Regions from separate parts of the Homo sapiens genome. Here region 2 is linked to region 1. A link is a loop called in an ENCODE intact Hi-C map of the cell type or tissue named here. Cell type or tissue: endothelial cell of umbilical vein. All regions are shown on one strand. Links, peaks and the distances in the headings refer to the core of each region. The heading gives the core; the rest is flanking DNA. Region 1 has its middle 110 kb from the start of MCHR2. Region 2 overlaps ASCC3 (activating signal cointegrator 1 complex subunit 3).

Evidence for each region. A loop is a pair of places that touch in the nucleus more often than their neighbours do. Peaks named below come from ENCODE experiments on the same cell type or tissue, not always from the same donor. Only the 100,000 strongest peaks of a DNase experiment are listed, where the experiment ranks them.
Region 2: a loop joins it to region 1, with 7 times the contacts of the local background. A loop is called at or near these places in 12 of 110 quality-filtered maps.

What each region holds. Positions count from the first base shown.
Region 1 is chr6:100,104,293-100,112,639 of GRCh38, forward strand. No RefSeq gene overlaps it. Among named protein-coding and RNA genes, the nearest start is that of MCHR2, 110 kb to the left of the region's middle. In endothelial cell of umbilical vein, for the core only: a CTCF peak has its summit at 3,337; a DNase peak (open chromatin) is centred at 3,399; H3K27me3 peaks cover 878 bases.
Region 2 is chr6:100,569,039-100,577,385 of GRCh38, forward strand. All of the region lies in intron 36 of ASCC3 (activating signal cointegrator 1 complex subunit 3), which reads right to left. Among named protein-coding and RNA genes, the nearest start is that of SIM1, 110 kb to the left of the region's middle. In endothelial cell of umbilical vein, for the core only: a CTCF peak has its summit at 4,341 (motif pointing left); a DNase peak (open chromatin) is centred at 4,303.

The sequences.
Region 1 (8,347 bases), core at 129-8,128:
AGGGAGCTTTATTTTCTCAATAACAGAAAGAGAATAAGCCCCATTTCATGGAATGTTGGAAGGGAAAACATAAGGAAACTTAACACAGGGCCTGGCACAGAAATGTTAATTGCCTATAAGGTAAGTAGAGTTTCTAAAACATTTTGCATTTCAACAGTTTTCTATCCATGTATAAAACATAAACATTTATTCATATAATCTTAATGTTATGGAGAATGTTGAAAGTTGATAAATTAATTATACAGGGCTATAGTTGTAAGAATCGTATTTATGTATACAGTAGTCCCCTGTTAGCCATAGGGATATGTTCCAAGGTACCCAGCAGATGCTGGAAACCATAGACAATAATGAAAACTATATATACTATGATTTTTCCTATACATACATATTTATGATAAATTTTCATTTATAAATTAGGCTCAGTAAGAGATTAACAATAACTAATAATGAAATAGAATAATTATAACAATATACTGCAGCAACAGTTATGTGGCTATGATCTCTCTCTCTCTTTCCCTCTCTTTTTCAAAATCTTAATTTTTTTTTACTGTGGTTGATCACTGGTAACTGAAACAGCAGAAAGTGAAACCTTGGATAAGGAGTGACTAGAATTGTAAGAATTAAATAAGAGAAGAAATGTACATTGGTTAAGCCTTGTACATAGTAGGTGTTTAATTAATGATAGTGCCTGCATACACACACTCATTTACCCACTCACGTACACACATATGTATATATTCATACATACCTACCATACTCAGATACAAGATTCCGAAGCTGTTTTCTTTTAGTTGGTAAACTACAAAAGCACTTAGACCTGCACATCTGTCGTGGATGACATTTTGCTGATATATTTAGTGAATGGGTTTATTAAGTAGAAACAAGGGGAAGAAAAGACTGCTGTTTCCTAATGATTTTGTTCTTCAGCTTTCAAACAGTGACTCTAAATTTGCATTTTTTTCCTGTCTTGCCATGGTGTGATTTTTGCAAAGTAATTATGGTAGTGAAAGTTGGTTTAGACCTCAGAAGTTAAATATTTCACTTAAATACTGCTGTGTTTTAATTAAATATAACCCTGGAGAACAGTGTTTAGTTGCACAGATGAAATGGGCTAAGCCTTGGGGCACTGTGACTCCAGTGGAGAAAATTGAACAGCAGAGTCAATTGGGCACAAGCTATGAGAAGAGTGAAGCAATTTATCAGGCCGACTGGAAGTTAATTGTTTAGGCAAAACGTAATACGTCATAGTATGACAAACACATCAAGCTACATGGGGCAAATACATAAATGTGATGACTATTGATTACCACCAAATGAAGGCTTTGGCTGTTTAATCAGTTATGTATTAGTTTTCAGCACTTTAAAATCAGTTAAAATCTAGTGTAATTTTAAAAAAAAGGGTTAGAAACAGAGAGACCAAATAATTTCAATGTAAGCAATTAAGTTTGGGTCATGTAGTCCCAGAAAGTATGGTGCCAGAGTAATGACTGAGTTGGGCTGAGTTTTATGGGAAAGATTCCTCAATGGTATAAATAAGACCAGTAAACAAAGTAAGAAAGACAGTCATTGTCTTCCCTTTATATATCTCTCATGCCTCAAAATTTACACGCAGTGCTAGACAACACATACTTTCACATTAATACTGGGAATAAAGTGCTGCCGGAAAATGGAAATGGTGCAGACGAGAAAGCTCCACATTATTAGGGACCTGTTTTAAAATGTACCCAGCGTTTGTTTTGATGAGGTATAGTAAGACACACAGACATGGAAACGGCTGCTATGAAGAAAGACTGTTTCATATTCACAGGTCCTGGGTGATGATGTTGACTTTCTAGGAGTCCAGGCACACCACGTGGGGCCACATGGGGAAGCAACCAGGGTTAGTCAGGGGACAGAGAAAGAGTGAGGGGAAAGTGTGGGTAAGAGCCTTTATTGTGGTTTCTGTAGGAAGAAATAGGACAGACAGGAGAAGCAGGCTTGGGATTGACTAGCAGAATAATTTCAGTGGGCTTGTAGAGAGTGGAGAGACTGTTCCAAGTTGTCGGATACTTTGTCCTGAGGGGATTGGGGGAGGAAGCAGCGGCTTGATGTGAGTCAGTTCAGTTCAATAAAGGAGGTAGTTGGGGGGTGTGGGCTCTGGATTGGTTGGTTTGTGTATGAAAGGCATACTTGCAGATCAGGCTTCTACTATCTTTAGGAATTGGCTAGTTCTAGGTGGGGAAGGCTCCCCATAGGGGAAGTGAGGCTCCAGATGCCATGTCATTAAGAATAGAGAAAATTAAAAAATATAATTAATATAGGACCTTCCAGTCTCTGTGTTCTGGAGATATGCAAAATGTTAAAATATTGAAAACACCAGGGCTAACATCCCTCAATATGTCACCTCAACTGTGATAAGGGCTGTCTTTACCTCTACGCTCTGTTAACCATTCAAAGATGCTATCTGAGCTTTGCAGATGCTGGCAATGCATTCTTCTTAACTACAGATTATTTTGCAGCTCTGCTGCTAATCATGTTTTCTTCAATAGCAAGAAGGCTTAAAAAGTTAAATAATGAGAAAATGACTCTTTTAGACGCCAGTGATCCTGCTGAAGTTCTCTTGAAAACTCTTCACTTATGGAGCAATGCCTAGGAAGGCCGTCCACTGAGGGTGTCAGTGATGGTATTAAGAGATCAAGCATTGTTGAGGAAAGATGAACATCCCATTGTGGCACAAACGGAATACATTCTAGAAATTAGGGTTTTCATACTCCAAAGAACTGAAGAATATCTTTAGACTGAACTAGATGGAAATGATTTTCAGATCACTGTTTTATACTTCATACACAGAATAAATGATGAGCTAAACTGTAGCTAAATATACAATTTCAGAGGTGTATTTTACCTTCATTTACTTAATGCAATCACTAAAATGCCTATGGTTACATTTGTGCCAAATTTTCAGTTATAAAATTTGATTTTCAGCAGATTAAATTTAGTAATAAAATGTTCTCTATGCTAAAGAATAAAAGGAAAGTCCTTGGGCAATAGTGTTTTTTCAATCACTGGTTTTTGAAATGCATTTGGTTGTAATAAACACAACCGCATATGGTAAAATATGACAAGTATTTTTCATTGTTAGCATTTTCATCTGTAAATAAGGTTGAAATTTAGCCAACAATTATTTTTCTCAAGAGGTTAAGAAGTGAAAACATAACATTTATTTTTTTTTCACAGAAATTGACACCACATTGATCACATCTGAGCTCTGGAAAAATAACAAAGAACCAGTCCTTTATCTCCAGGGGTGCTGCTGTTAAACAGTAACTATTCCCTATCTGACCACTGTGTGGTGCTGCTTACTTTTAAATTGTGTGTGTGTGTGTGTGTGTGTGTGTGTGTGTGTGTGTGTGTGTGTGTGTGTATCTGGGTGTGTACGCATATGTAGGCTTGTCTGCGTGTGCATCTTTGCTTTGTACATTTAGATATTTCTGATTTCAAAATGTAGCATACATTCAAGTTTGGAAACATCGAGTGCTGAGATTCTATTTAATGACTACAGATTGAAATTGACCAAATAATTAATCTCAAGCTTGAAATTGCATTTACTTCCTGCTTAACAAATGACCACCATGATGGTAGCAGAACTCAACCTAAGCATATTGCTAATTAATCTGATTTTACAAATAGACATAGATTTGGTGCAGAAACATTGCAAATAAAGAATTTTCCAAAATCTGGAAGCATTTAACTCTTTGCTTCTTCCCAATCGACATTCCGATGTTTCACTATTTTTGTGAAAGTAGGATTAAACAAAACAAACAAAATTTTTCTACATGGGTGATAATACAGACTTTCTAGTTAGAGTTTGGTAGAAAACGAAAAAAAAACCCACAAGCCTACTGCACTGGCTTAAACTAACAACGAGTAATTTAAAGGCTACAGCAATAGCTTAAGGAACATGAAGAAAGAAGATGCATTTTTGAAGGTGGGAGCTGGGAATTGACAGTACTCAGGAAACAATAGAACTGCTATCTCTATTCATCTGAAGTCGTATTTCCTCATTTATTCAATTTGGTTTTCTCCGTAACGTTTGGCCTGCTCTGGCTTTCATGTGCCATGTCACTATACCTGGCCCTGCTTCTATCTGACCTTTCAGTTTAACCCCCAGCCCCTAAATTATTGTAGTGTAGGTGTCTCCGTGGTCAATTTTTAGGGAGAGACAGTGTGGTCAATCAGTGGATTGATGCCTTTCTATTATGTAGTCATCATGAAACTCTTAAAAATGCTAATCAATTCAGTGCAGTTCAACAGAAAGTATTAAGTCATCAAACTGAAATGAAGAAAAAGACCTGAGTAGTATTAGAATACTCTTGATAATATAGTTCAACCCTTTATACTGGAATAAGATCAATCCTAATATATATAAAACCAGATAGTCTATTCAAACCATATCACTTTATGTAAAGAAATGTATTATGGAAACTCTCCAATTTTTACCTCATGGGATTTTATTGTGCTTAAATACAAAAAAGAAGGGAGGAGGGCATTTTTTCATAGGCAAATAATCTAAAAAGAATTTCATAGTAGAAAAGTATTCTTTGGCATCAGGAGTTTTATTGCCCATCTTTGGGAAAAGTACACAGAAGAATCTAGTGATTGAATGACCAGGTTATTTGCCTATTTCCCTTAGGAATCTGAGGCTAATGATGTGGGGACAGAGGGAGTATTTGTTTAAAGATGTCTTCCTCTCCAGATTCAACTCCAGAGAGGTTGGATAACTTTAAAGGACCTGGTAAAATACCCTACTTTAAATAAATTTCTAAAGGAAAAGGCATCATGAATATTGCTAGGTTGAGCAAGTCAACTGCTAATGCACAGATGGTGAATCTGGTTCTGCCTTCTTCACCATATCCCCCCTACTCAAATTTCTGCCATGGCACCTCTGGGACAGGTGACGGAATAAAGGAATTGCCTCCTCAGTGTTGGGGACAAAAGAGATGCCATGGCTACCACTGCTGGTTCCTCATCAACATTTTCTTTTGCCTCTTACGTTGATGGTAGAAAAGAAAGGAAAAATATATGTACATATTGTTATTAAAAATGTAAGCCCATTGATGGGGCTATAACATTTATTTTAGATAATGGCACTTCTACCAGATAACAGGAATTGCTCATTTCTAGAAAGAGCTCTGAACGATAAATCAGTGTTTCTAATTTTGTTCTATCACAAACAGACTTTGCTAATTAAGGAGCAGGTCTCCTCATTTCCCTAGGCCTGAGTTTTCTTTCCTGTAATATATTCAAGTCCTTTCCTGTTCTCATCATGCATGTTTTAATACTTTTCATTATTCCCATGGAACCTTCTTAAGGTGGCTGTACCCATCACCAAAGCAGATGAAAAGCTTACTTTTCTAGCCCAAATAAAGATGTAGTTTTGGAGCAGTAGACCTGTCAGTGTTAGCTTTATAAGAACAAATAAATTAAACAAACAAACAGCCTCCCTCCCCACATAAGATGGGCTTATGTCAATCATTTGTTTATTTTGAAAAGAGGAAAGAGGATCCAGGCAATTACTTGCTATTCAATGAAATTAAATCATCTCCATCCTCCCTTTCTCTCTCCTTCACCAGCACACACCATGATTCCAAGCAAACTATGCATCTGAAACCCATATGGAAAGTCAGGAGAGTGCAAAGAGTGTAAGGATGTAGACCCTGAGGCCAGGCTGCCTAATTTCACAGCCAAGCTCTGTTGTTTGCTACCCTTTCACCTTGGACAAATTGCTTAACTCTGGCCACGTTCTCCCCATCTGGGAAATGAGGATAATAATGGAACCTTCATCAAAGGATGGTTGTGAGAATGAATAAAAGCACTCGGAACAGTGCCTGGTACATAGTAAGTGTTGTGTAAGTGTCCTATAATTAATATAAGCAGTTCTATAATTGTTATCTGAATTAACTGGTAAGGAAAGGGTTAAGAGTCAGTGGGCTTTGCTATGGTCTGGGAATGCTTCAAACAAAGAAAAATGAATTACAGACAGACTTTCTCTGGCTTCCTATGTTTTTCCCATTTTTTCCTATATTTCCTATTTTTTCCCATGTTGCCATGCCCCTCAAATTTGTCCTTTCCTAACAAAACATCATCTGATTGGCAAGTAGCTTCTCATCTTCAGTAAGTCCCCAAAAACAAAGATGAGAGAATATTTGTAGGCAACCCCAGATGATTGCCTTCTTTACTTGATCCCCTACTTTAGCCCCTTGTTTTATGGATAATCACCTACCTCTGCTGAAGAAAAGGGAAGGAGGAGAGCTGAAGGAGCCACTTCCCATGCAGGGCAGTGCACAGCATGGAGAAGGCACTGTCTCAGATATTCTAAGCAGAGGGGAGCAGAGAATAGAGGAGAGAGCACCCAAAAGCAGACAAGGAGGAAGAAGCATAGAAGTTATAAGAATTTCCCACCAATAGCTCCAATAATCATAAAGGCTGGGAACTGAGAGATATCGGTGGAGCAGGGATCTGTTGTGTCCTCAGCATTTATAGTAGCTCAGATAGACAGTGTCCTAGAGACCTAACCTACTGCACAACTAACTCATGAGGGTCTCGTGAAGAAGATGCTCAAGAAGACAGAAGAAATAGGCTGAGATGGGTTAACTCTTCAACAAGGAGGGATATGTGGAGGGAAAAAATGCAGCTGCCAACTGTTTAATCACTTGCAGGTACTGTAATTTGTTCAATATTTTATTTAGCTGTCTAATAAAGGTGGTTATCATTTTGTCCATATTGCTTTGGAGTTATTCTCACACAATGTCTCTTTGTTCAAAATTCTGATGTAAGAACTCTAATTAGTTTTTGAAGAACTACCTGAATCTGGAGGGACTCTAATGATCAGCAGCTGGTTGCTCTGCTGGTGCCCAGAGAGAGAAGGCCTGCCCCTAATTGGATTTACCTGCATGATTTAGTTATAAGAAAAGAACTAAAGGAGAAGCGCTTTTATAGAAAAATCACATAACATGCTATAGAAAATACGTGAAAAAAGGACAGGTATGTGTGCATAAGAGACATAGTCAAATATCAAAGCTGGGCTTTCTGTTGTATTTATAAAGTTTAATATTGAAACTATACTCGACAGAGATTTCATAGTTACCTAGCCTAATTCCTCATTTTTTTAGATGAGAAAACTGAGGCACAGCATGGTTTAAACATTTGCTCAACATCATCCAGTCTAATAAGTGGTCTTTGTCCTACTTAAGGCTTTTTACACCGTTATCCCACCACCTCTTGTGGATGTTGTTTAATCTTTGTCTTTGGTGGAAAAAGGGTTGTTTTTCTCTTTGCTTTTATTGTGTAAGCTGAAAGACATTTCAGTAGAACATACTAATGAAAGTTGCTGTTAGCTATTTTCTAAGTGAAATTCTTTTAGAATAAGTATTTCAAAGATATTTTCCAGTTAGAAAAGATCTTTGCAATTATGTGTGAGGCAGACACGCATTTTGAACATCCCAGGACTCATTTCCTATGGAGAACTCAGGATATGGGCCAGGAGGCTGGAGCAAAAGCAGCAACACTTTGTCAGAAAGGAAAGTGTGTTGATGAGTGGGCCAGGGTAAATATGTGGGGAAATGCACACTTCAAAACTAGCTGAAGGGAAGGTGTGTTTGCTCATCTCAGAATGGCCAAATTAAGGGTACGACTAGGCCAAGTGACTTAGACTTGTCTGAAACAAGAAGTAGCTTATCCAACTACCTTTCAGGAAAGTGTCTCTTCAAGTTTGTTGGCTTGTCTCTTCAATGCTCTGTGACTCTTCAAGTTTGCTTGGGCTTTTAAAATAGGATTACCAAGGAGTCTGACAGCAATGGGAATAATGAAGTGCCCAGAATAAGCAGCAAGGTGGCTTATGTCACATTGTATGCAGCATCATGGATAAGAGGTGATTTATCCCTTTCATCAGACCAAGCTCTTCACAGGCAAGAAAACTTATTCAAACTGTGGCCATAATCGCTAGAACATAAATAAAACTCCAAGCAACCCAAAACACCCTCGACCAAGTATAATTTAAAATTAGACTGCATTCATGTGATTTTTAAAATAGACAAATGTTTCAGGGAACCCAATATTTTATACACAGTCTATGAATGATATCATGGTCTTCACAACTTTGATATGCAAATTTCAGTTGATGAAAATGTTGCTATATTTTCCCAGGGCTTATGGGAAACATGAAAAGAATCGTAAGCCACTTGAAGCCAAGGAAACTTCAGAAAGGGCGGGAGTGTTGATATTTCCTGAGGTTCTGTGGGAAATATCAGAAGGGAGTCCCTGTATAATGTAAACAAGATAGAAATTTTAAGAAGAAAAACAATTTGAG
Region 2 (8,347 bases), core at 179-8,178, 460 kb after region 1:
CATAAATTATTTCTTAAGGCTGATGTCCAGAATGGGGTTCCCCAGGTTTTCTTCTAGGATTCTTACAGTTTGAAGTCTTAAATTTAAATCTTTAATACACCTTGAGCTAATTTTTGTATATGGTGAAAGGTAGGAGTCCAGTGTCATTCTTCTGCATATGGGCTAGCGAGTTTATTGAATAGGGAGTCCCTTCTGCATTGCTTATTTTTGTTGACTTTCTTGAAGATTGGGTGACTGTAGGTGTGTGGCTTTATTTCTGGTCTCTCTATTCTGTTCCACAGGTTTATGTGTCTGTTTTTGTAGGAATACCATGCTGTTTTGGTTACTGTAACCTTTTTTTATTTATTATTGTTATTTTTTTGAGATGGAGTCTTGCTCTGTCGCCCAGGCTGGAGTGCAGTGGCGCAATCTTGGCTCCACTGCAAGCTCTGCCTCCTGGGTTCACACCATTCTCCTGCCTCAGCCTCCCGAGTAGCTGGGACTACAGGACCCCACCAACATGCCAGGCTAATTTTTTGTATTTTTTTAGTAGAGACGGGGTTTCACCGTGTTAGCCAGGATGGTCTCGATCTCCTGACCTCGTGATCCGCCCTCCTCAGCCTCCCAAAATGCTGGGATTACAGGCGTGGCGCGGTCGGTTACTGTAACCTTTTAATATAGTTTGAAGTCAGGTAATGTGATGACTCTGGCTTTGTTCTTTTTGCTTAGAATTGCATGGCTATTTGCCCTCTTTTTTGGTTCTACATGAATTTTAAAATAGGTTTTCCCAATTCTGTGAAAAATGACATTGGTAGTTTGACAGGAATAGCATTAAATCTGTAGATTGCTTTGGGTCATATGGCTATTTTAATGATATTGATTCTTGCAATCTATGAGTATGGAATGTTTTTCCATTTGTTTGTGTTATCTATGTTATCTTTTAACAGTATTTTGAAGTTCTCCTCATAGAGTTCTTTCACCCCCTTGGTTAGATGTATTCCCAGGTATTTAATTTTGTTGTGGCTATTGTAAATAGGATTTCATTCTTTATTTGGCTCTCAGATTGAACATTATTGGTGTAGAGAAATGTTACTGATTTTTGTACACTGAGTTTGTATCCTGGAACCTTGCTAAAATCATTTGTTGGTTTTAATATTCTTCTGGTGAAGTCTTTAGGGTTTTCTAAGTATATAATCATATCACCACCAAAGAGAGATAGTTTGACTTCTTCTTTTCCTATTTGGATGTCTTTTATTTCTTTCTCTTGCCTGACTGCTCTGGCTACCACTTCCAGTACTGTGTTAAACAGGAATGGTGAGAATGGGCATCCTTGCCTCATTCCAGTTCTCAAGGGGAATGATTCCAGTTTCTGTTCAGCATGATGTTGGCTGTGGGTTTGTCATATTATTTTGAGCTATGTTCCTTTGATACCTAGCTTCTTGAGACCATCCCCTTCTTGAGATACTTTTTTCCACCTGGTTTCCAGGACAATGCACTCTCCTGGATGTTTTCCTTTTTGCTTATTGTTCCTCACTCCTAGTTTTCTTTGTTGTCACACCTTCCCCTCCTTCTCTCCCCAATGTCTACATGCTAGCATTCTCAGAGCTCAACCTTTAGACCTCTGCTCAATACTGACTGCCTAGATGATCTCAACCAATTCAATGACTTTGAAACTTGGAAAAGAATCCATATGCCTGTCACAGTCCCCCCATTCCCCAAGACAAACATACACCCTGCTCTTTATTCATTGCTTTTCACCTCAATTAATGGTATTCTCTCTCACCAAATTGTTCAGGCCAAAACCTAGGCATCATCTTCCATTCTTTACTTATAATCAATCAATCATTAATTCCTATTGGCTCAACCTTTAAAACATCCTGAGTCTGACTACTACTCACCATTTCAACCTCTAACCACTCTATCCAAGCCACCATCTTCTCTCATGTGGACTTTCTGCAGCAGCCAGTTCTCTATAAAAAAGCTAGAATGGTCTTTTTCACTATCAGTAACATCACATCACTCATCGGATCAAAATCCCACCAATGGCTCCTCTGAACACTTAGGATAAAATCAACACTCCTTACTATGGCCCTAGATGATGTCACCTCTGCCTCCTAGGCCCTCTCAGTGTACACTCCACTTCAAGCATACTGGCTTTTCTGCTATTCTTTGAAATTTCCAAGCAGCTCCTGCTTCCTTTGCATTTGCTTTTCCCTCTGCCCAGGATTTCTTCCCCAAGGCTTTCTCATGACTTGCTCCTGCATATTATTTAGTTCTTTGTTCAAATATCATCTTCTCAGAATGGCATTCCTTTACCATCATAAACTATCCTATTAATAACAGCGTCCTCTAATTATCTTCTGATTATTACCGTGTTTTCCCCATATCTCACTTATATTCACCTGAAATTACATGTGTGTTTATTCTTGGCCAACTCCACTATAACTATAAGGTCCATGAGTGCTGGAACCACTAGCCCGGTTTTCTGCTGTATCCTCCATGGCTGGAATATAATAAGTGCTCAATAAATATTATTATTAAATAATAGCTAACATTTACTGATTATTGCAAATAAGCAAAAAATTGTTCTATGCATTTCACGTATATAAACTAATGCAATCATTCCAATAACCTCATGAGGAAACTGAGGCTCAGAGGGTAAGTACCATTGTCCAAGGTCTAGAAAGTGGCAGAGATAGTATTCGAAACTGTTCAGGTTTGATTTCAGAACCCAGGCTCATAATAACTAAGCTTACATGATCAGAATTATAACCTTAGTGAATTGACTAGATGATAGATAAGCTAATATGCAAAATTTTCTTCACAGCAGGTTTGTTTTGTAACTTCGTGGAATATGGCAGTCAGTGAAAACTAGAGTTATCACCCACAGGCAGAAACTCTTTTATAATGTAACATTTAATGTGAAAAGCTAATGTGATGTGGCAATATACACAAATGGTGGTGACACCACAAAAGATATAGCTCTGCAATCTTTCTGCACATGGACTATTGACTCTTATAGTAAGACTTGTGAGAAAATGATCAGGAGATATAAATCTCTATATAGACGATGCTATAGATTGAATATTTGTATCCCCCCCCATTAATATGTTAAACCTGAACTCCCAGTGTGATGGTGTTTGGAAGTGGGGGCTTTGGGGAGGGGGTGATTAGGTCATGAAAGCAGAACTCTCATGAATGGGATTAGTGCCCTTATAAAGGAGACTCCAGAGAAATTTCTCACCACTTCTGCCATGTGAGGGCACAACTAGAAGATGGCCATGTTTGCACCAGGAGAAAGGCCCTCACCAAACACTGAATCTGCTGATTCCTTGATTTGGGACTTCATAGCCTCTAGAACTGTGAGAAATAAATATCTGTTATTAAAGCTACCCATTCTATGGTATTTTTGTTTGTAGCAGCCTGAATGCACCAAGACAGGCTAAATAATAGCTAAGGTATGAGGACTACTGGTGGTCTGATAACAACCAATGAAAAGGGAATAGGGCATAGGGAAATACTGCCAGAAATAACAAACAAACTAAGAAAGGGTAACTGTTCTGTTTTCAATTTTAAAAACTTATAAAAGTAGTATTATATATAAAACAAGATTCAATAAAGCAAGGAGATAAACATAATGACTTGTTTTTAAACACATTAGGATATACTTCATAATAAATAATTTACAAAAATTTTTGTCCTAATCTGTGTTAACATAGTTGTTGTTGTTGTTGTTTAAAGTACATAGTGAATGAACAAAAAAATGCTGAAATAATTATTTTGTTAGTAATTAAGCTCTGTATTTAATACTTATAATTCTAGTTACAAGGTCATACATAATTTTAAAAGTAACTCTGGTTCTTTATTTTTTAAAAGTATATATCTTACATGTCAATGCTTTAAAATTTTTTTACAGCTGGAATGAAACATTGTTACATAAATAAAAGGTCTGGCATTTTAGCTAACCTAAAAGGCTGTCTGTCCCTCAGCATGAAGGGGTATTTTCCATGATTATTTTTTCCTTTTAAAATTCTGTTTCCAAAGTAACATAATATTGTAGGGCTCTGCTTATAGTGGGTTGGATTGAATGTTGGCATGCTTAATTTTTCTTTTTCTCTGTTACATAAAAATGATACTGAAACATATTCAGATGGCCTTAAATATTGGAAATGATCACTCCTATTTACCTACTGGGCTGCTTTCTGAGGATAAAAAGTAGGATAATATGATTTTTAGTTAAAACAGCATTTTGGTATTATTTGTACTGAGGAGACATCTGGGACATGAATCATGAATCTTTTGGAAACAGTTGTAATCACCATTATTCATGGAGGAAGGAGGTCATAGTGATTTCTGAATTGCCCCACCTGCTGGACCAAAGAGACCCTAACAATTTTAGAGTACTTAAACTTTATTGGGATGAAATTAGAAACATTTAAGCAGAAGCCAATTTCTAGCATATGAAAATTAGATTTTAATATTCTTAATTCAACATTAAAGTTTCCATATTTTCCACTTATTTAAAAAATCTAAACAATGTTCTACTTACTCAACGTAGAGTGAGAGGTGGTTAAAATTTGGGGAAGAAATTTTATTTCCAGTAAGATAATATGCTTCAGTGTTATTTTTATTTCTCCAACATGATTGCTTGTGTAATGACAATTCTACGTAGTTATTATATCACTAAGCAGAGACTTACTACCGATAATTAAAAAATGTTCAAAACCAGATTAATAATAATTTATTTTGCCAAATAATTCCTAATAAGATTCTCTGGAAAGTAAAATACCATGGAAGTTTTATAAATATGACTTAACTTATATAAACCCAATAAAGATTGCGTTTGCGATTTAAAAATGTTTAGTTGGAGTACCCTTTGTAAATGTTCTTATATGCCCCGGGGAGCTTGGTGTTCCAATCTTGCCCATAGGATAGGCTGGTAACTCTTTGGGGGAGGACAATGTCAGCAACTCCTTTTGCCTTGAATGCTGAAGGTAGAACTAAACACTTGCCATGCTTACATAAAGCTATATTGAGCAGCAATGGCACACAGAACTAGATACAAGCTTATCCCTTTGTTTTCATTAAGCTTTTAGGGCTCTAGTATAAATCTCCTTAAAAAATACGGATCTATCTTCTGTTTCTTTGGTATTCCCCACGTGCACTGACTATTGGATAGAATACATAGCAAACTTTAATAAATGACAAGCTAAAAGTATCTTTTACAGATAGCTTTGGCACAGAAGTTTATGGGTGCAACCTTTTTATGTACCTTACTTTGTAAATTTAGATAAAAGAGCAAAATAAGATGTAAAAAGGAAAAAAGAAAAGTACAAAACAGAAATGGGAAAAGAGACAGGACATTCAAAAGGTTCCCGGGAGATATAAATTCTAACACTGTCTTTTCCCTGTTGGGAGCTGAGTTTTTATATTATTTTTCCATAGTAGTTGTGTCATCTTGGGCAAGGTTGGGCCATTTTCTATTTTAATGAGACTGTTAAACTAGTATAAAATAAAATAAATATATTTTGCTATCTAAACACATTTCTTAAATAACTAAAACTCATTCCTAAATCTAAACTCATTTCCTATTTAATCACCAACCTTTGGAATCCTGGTAATTGACAGTCCTTAATCTGTGGGACAGTTTAAGAAATGAAAAGTAATTAAGAAAAAAAAAAAGAATAAAAATTTAAAACAGGACAAATTCCAGATAGTATTACAAATACATTTTATGCTTGTCGGAACATAACAGCTTAAAAACCTATAATCTACTAAATCACAATAGATATATTTGAGATTGAGGACTTCTATCGGGAAAATATTTCATTTCTCTATGTTAAAGAAAGCTTATAAGTGCAGAAAGTTAGAAGTTAAGAAATAATGGACAACATGGAAGGTCTCAAGGGAAAGAGACCCAGAGAAGTAGAAAGATACCTTTTTTCAAGACAGTTGCCATCTGTGCCTCTCCAAAAGATGCCAGGCAGCTCCCCAGCCTGAGGGTTAAGGAAGCTCTTCTCGCAAACCCTGGAAGATATCCCATTAGGTTTCCCCACTAAGAAGATAAAGAGTAGCAGATGGGATCCTGTGATTGTCAGGAGGTTATTTGGAAATGGAAGGCCATGAGGTTGGAGGTGTTCACTATTATTCAGTTAACCTTCCTTTCTTTCATTTTTCCTTTAACAAACTCTTTAATTTTTTTTTACGTGCTGGGTCCCCCACCAATGCTATTCATAACTGGCTTGTCCTTTTTATTTAGTTTTAAATTTCTCCCTTATAAAAACAAAAACATTCTTGCTTATTTTTTCAACCTTATATGTTTGAGAAAGATATTTTTGCAATTTTTCCTACAAAACAATTTATAGTTGTGCCTCAAACACGATAAAATTCAAGCATTAAAAATGTTGTATTACTGAAAATGTTCTATATACAGGCAGAGCAAAGAATCAGCATGCTTTTAAAGAGAACAGTACTGAGAACGGCTAAACCTAGACATTTATTGACACATAAAAATTCTATTGTTCTGGTACTTTTCTAAATTTGGAATAGTTCTATTTACATTTAGACATGAAACTCATTCTTTTAGTCAATATCCAAGCTTGTGTGAAAATAAGAATTTCACTACTTTTAATATTCGATATATAAATAAAATCTCATTTCATGTTGTCATAAGAACCATAACAACCGAGTGTACGTTATAAAAATTAACTGAAAATTATTGAGACATAAGACATTTGGGGCATATTTTGCTTTCTTTCAAAATTGTCAATATTATAGCAGCATATTCTAAAAAATCTGTTCAAAAAAAATTTTCCCTAACTTTGAAGCTTTTCATTTCTATTCCAGTTTTAAAATAGACTACCTTCTAAAAGTCCACTGAACATATCAGATCATGATCCTGGTTTGCCACGATGACAGGCACTTTCTACTCTGGACTTCGGATTTCAGTGCCAACATCATTAAGAGATTCTTCAAATTACTTTCAAAATGTCCTTTTCCCTCAGGATTTTTACTTATATCTAATTAGACTACTTACTCCATGCCACGTAATCCCTGTTGCCAAAACTGCTAAATGCTTCAATAACTAGGAGGAGGGCATCAATGGAGCAAGACAGATGTAATGTCACCGGTTAACAGTAGAGGTGTGAAGCAGCTGCCTTAATTATGAAGCTTACTAATTCATGGTGTTAGAAAAAACTTGGCAAGGGTTCTTATGAAACACCTAACATTTTCCAAAATAGCATCAGATTGTTTAAAACTTAAAATAATGTCTTCAATAAAAAAATGCTGAAATAATTATTTTGTTAGTACTTAAGCTCTGTATTTAATACTTATAATTCTAGTTACAAGGTCATACATAATTTTAAAAGTAACTCTGGTTCTTTATTTTTTAAAAGTATATTTCTTACATGTCAATGCTTTAAAATTTTTTTACAGCTGGAATGAAATAATAGGATAAAGATAGAATATGTCGAAAAGGAAATAGGGTATAAAAAAAAGTTCTAAGGAGCTACCTTCTATAGAACCTGTAACAACTTAATGAGATTAAAATTCAATTTCGTTATTTATATATTAACACTTAACTTGAAGGGTTATTTGATGCTTATAAATAATGTATATAAACTGCCTAGCATGTAGTGGGTTCTCAGTAAAAAGTAATTATTATTTTTTAATCGCTGTATGGAAAAGATGGGATTAAAATAAATGGGTTTCTATTGTAGAAGGAGATTAGTGAAGAGAAAGTTTCGATAGAATCTTTGCTTTCCACCCAGACTAGAGTATTTTACTATCATTTAAGGATGACAATATCTAAAAACATAAGCCAGAAACAGCTCAGCTTCAAGGAAAGAAGAATAAATAAAAATAGCAGTCTCAAAAGAGATGTCACAGGAGAAAAAAAAAATGAGTGGAAGTGTATTTTCCTTCTCACTGTTGACTGGAGTAGTTTCATATAATGGAATAATAATCAACAGGAATTAGTATCTGCAAGTATTAACAGACTGCCACATTAAAAAAAAAAAAGCCCACAATACTCTGAAGAATAAAAATATTCCTAAAGTATCCAGAGCTCCAACAGAAAAAAATTCATGCAAATGCCAGGCAGGTCCAATCCTGATCCCTACGTTGTAAAAAAAATCACCTATCACACCAAATATGACAAGCACAATTCCATTTTCTATTTTAGTTCTTTAGTAACTTTTAATAAATTTATCCCATCTCTTTTTGAATCTATAAATTTTTGGCCTATATTATATCTGTCAACTGAAGTAATAAATCAGATGGAACCTCCTACTAACTGTGAAAAAGTTACTGTTTTCAAGATCCAAAGAGGGCCTCTATTCATGATTTCAATTTTGGTCCCATTGAT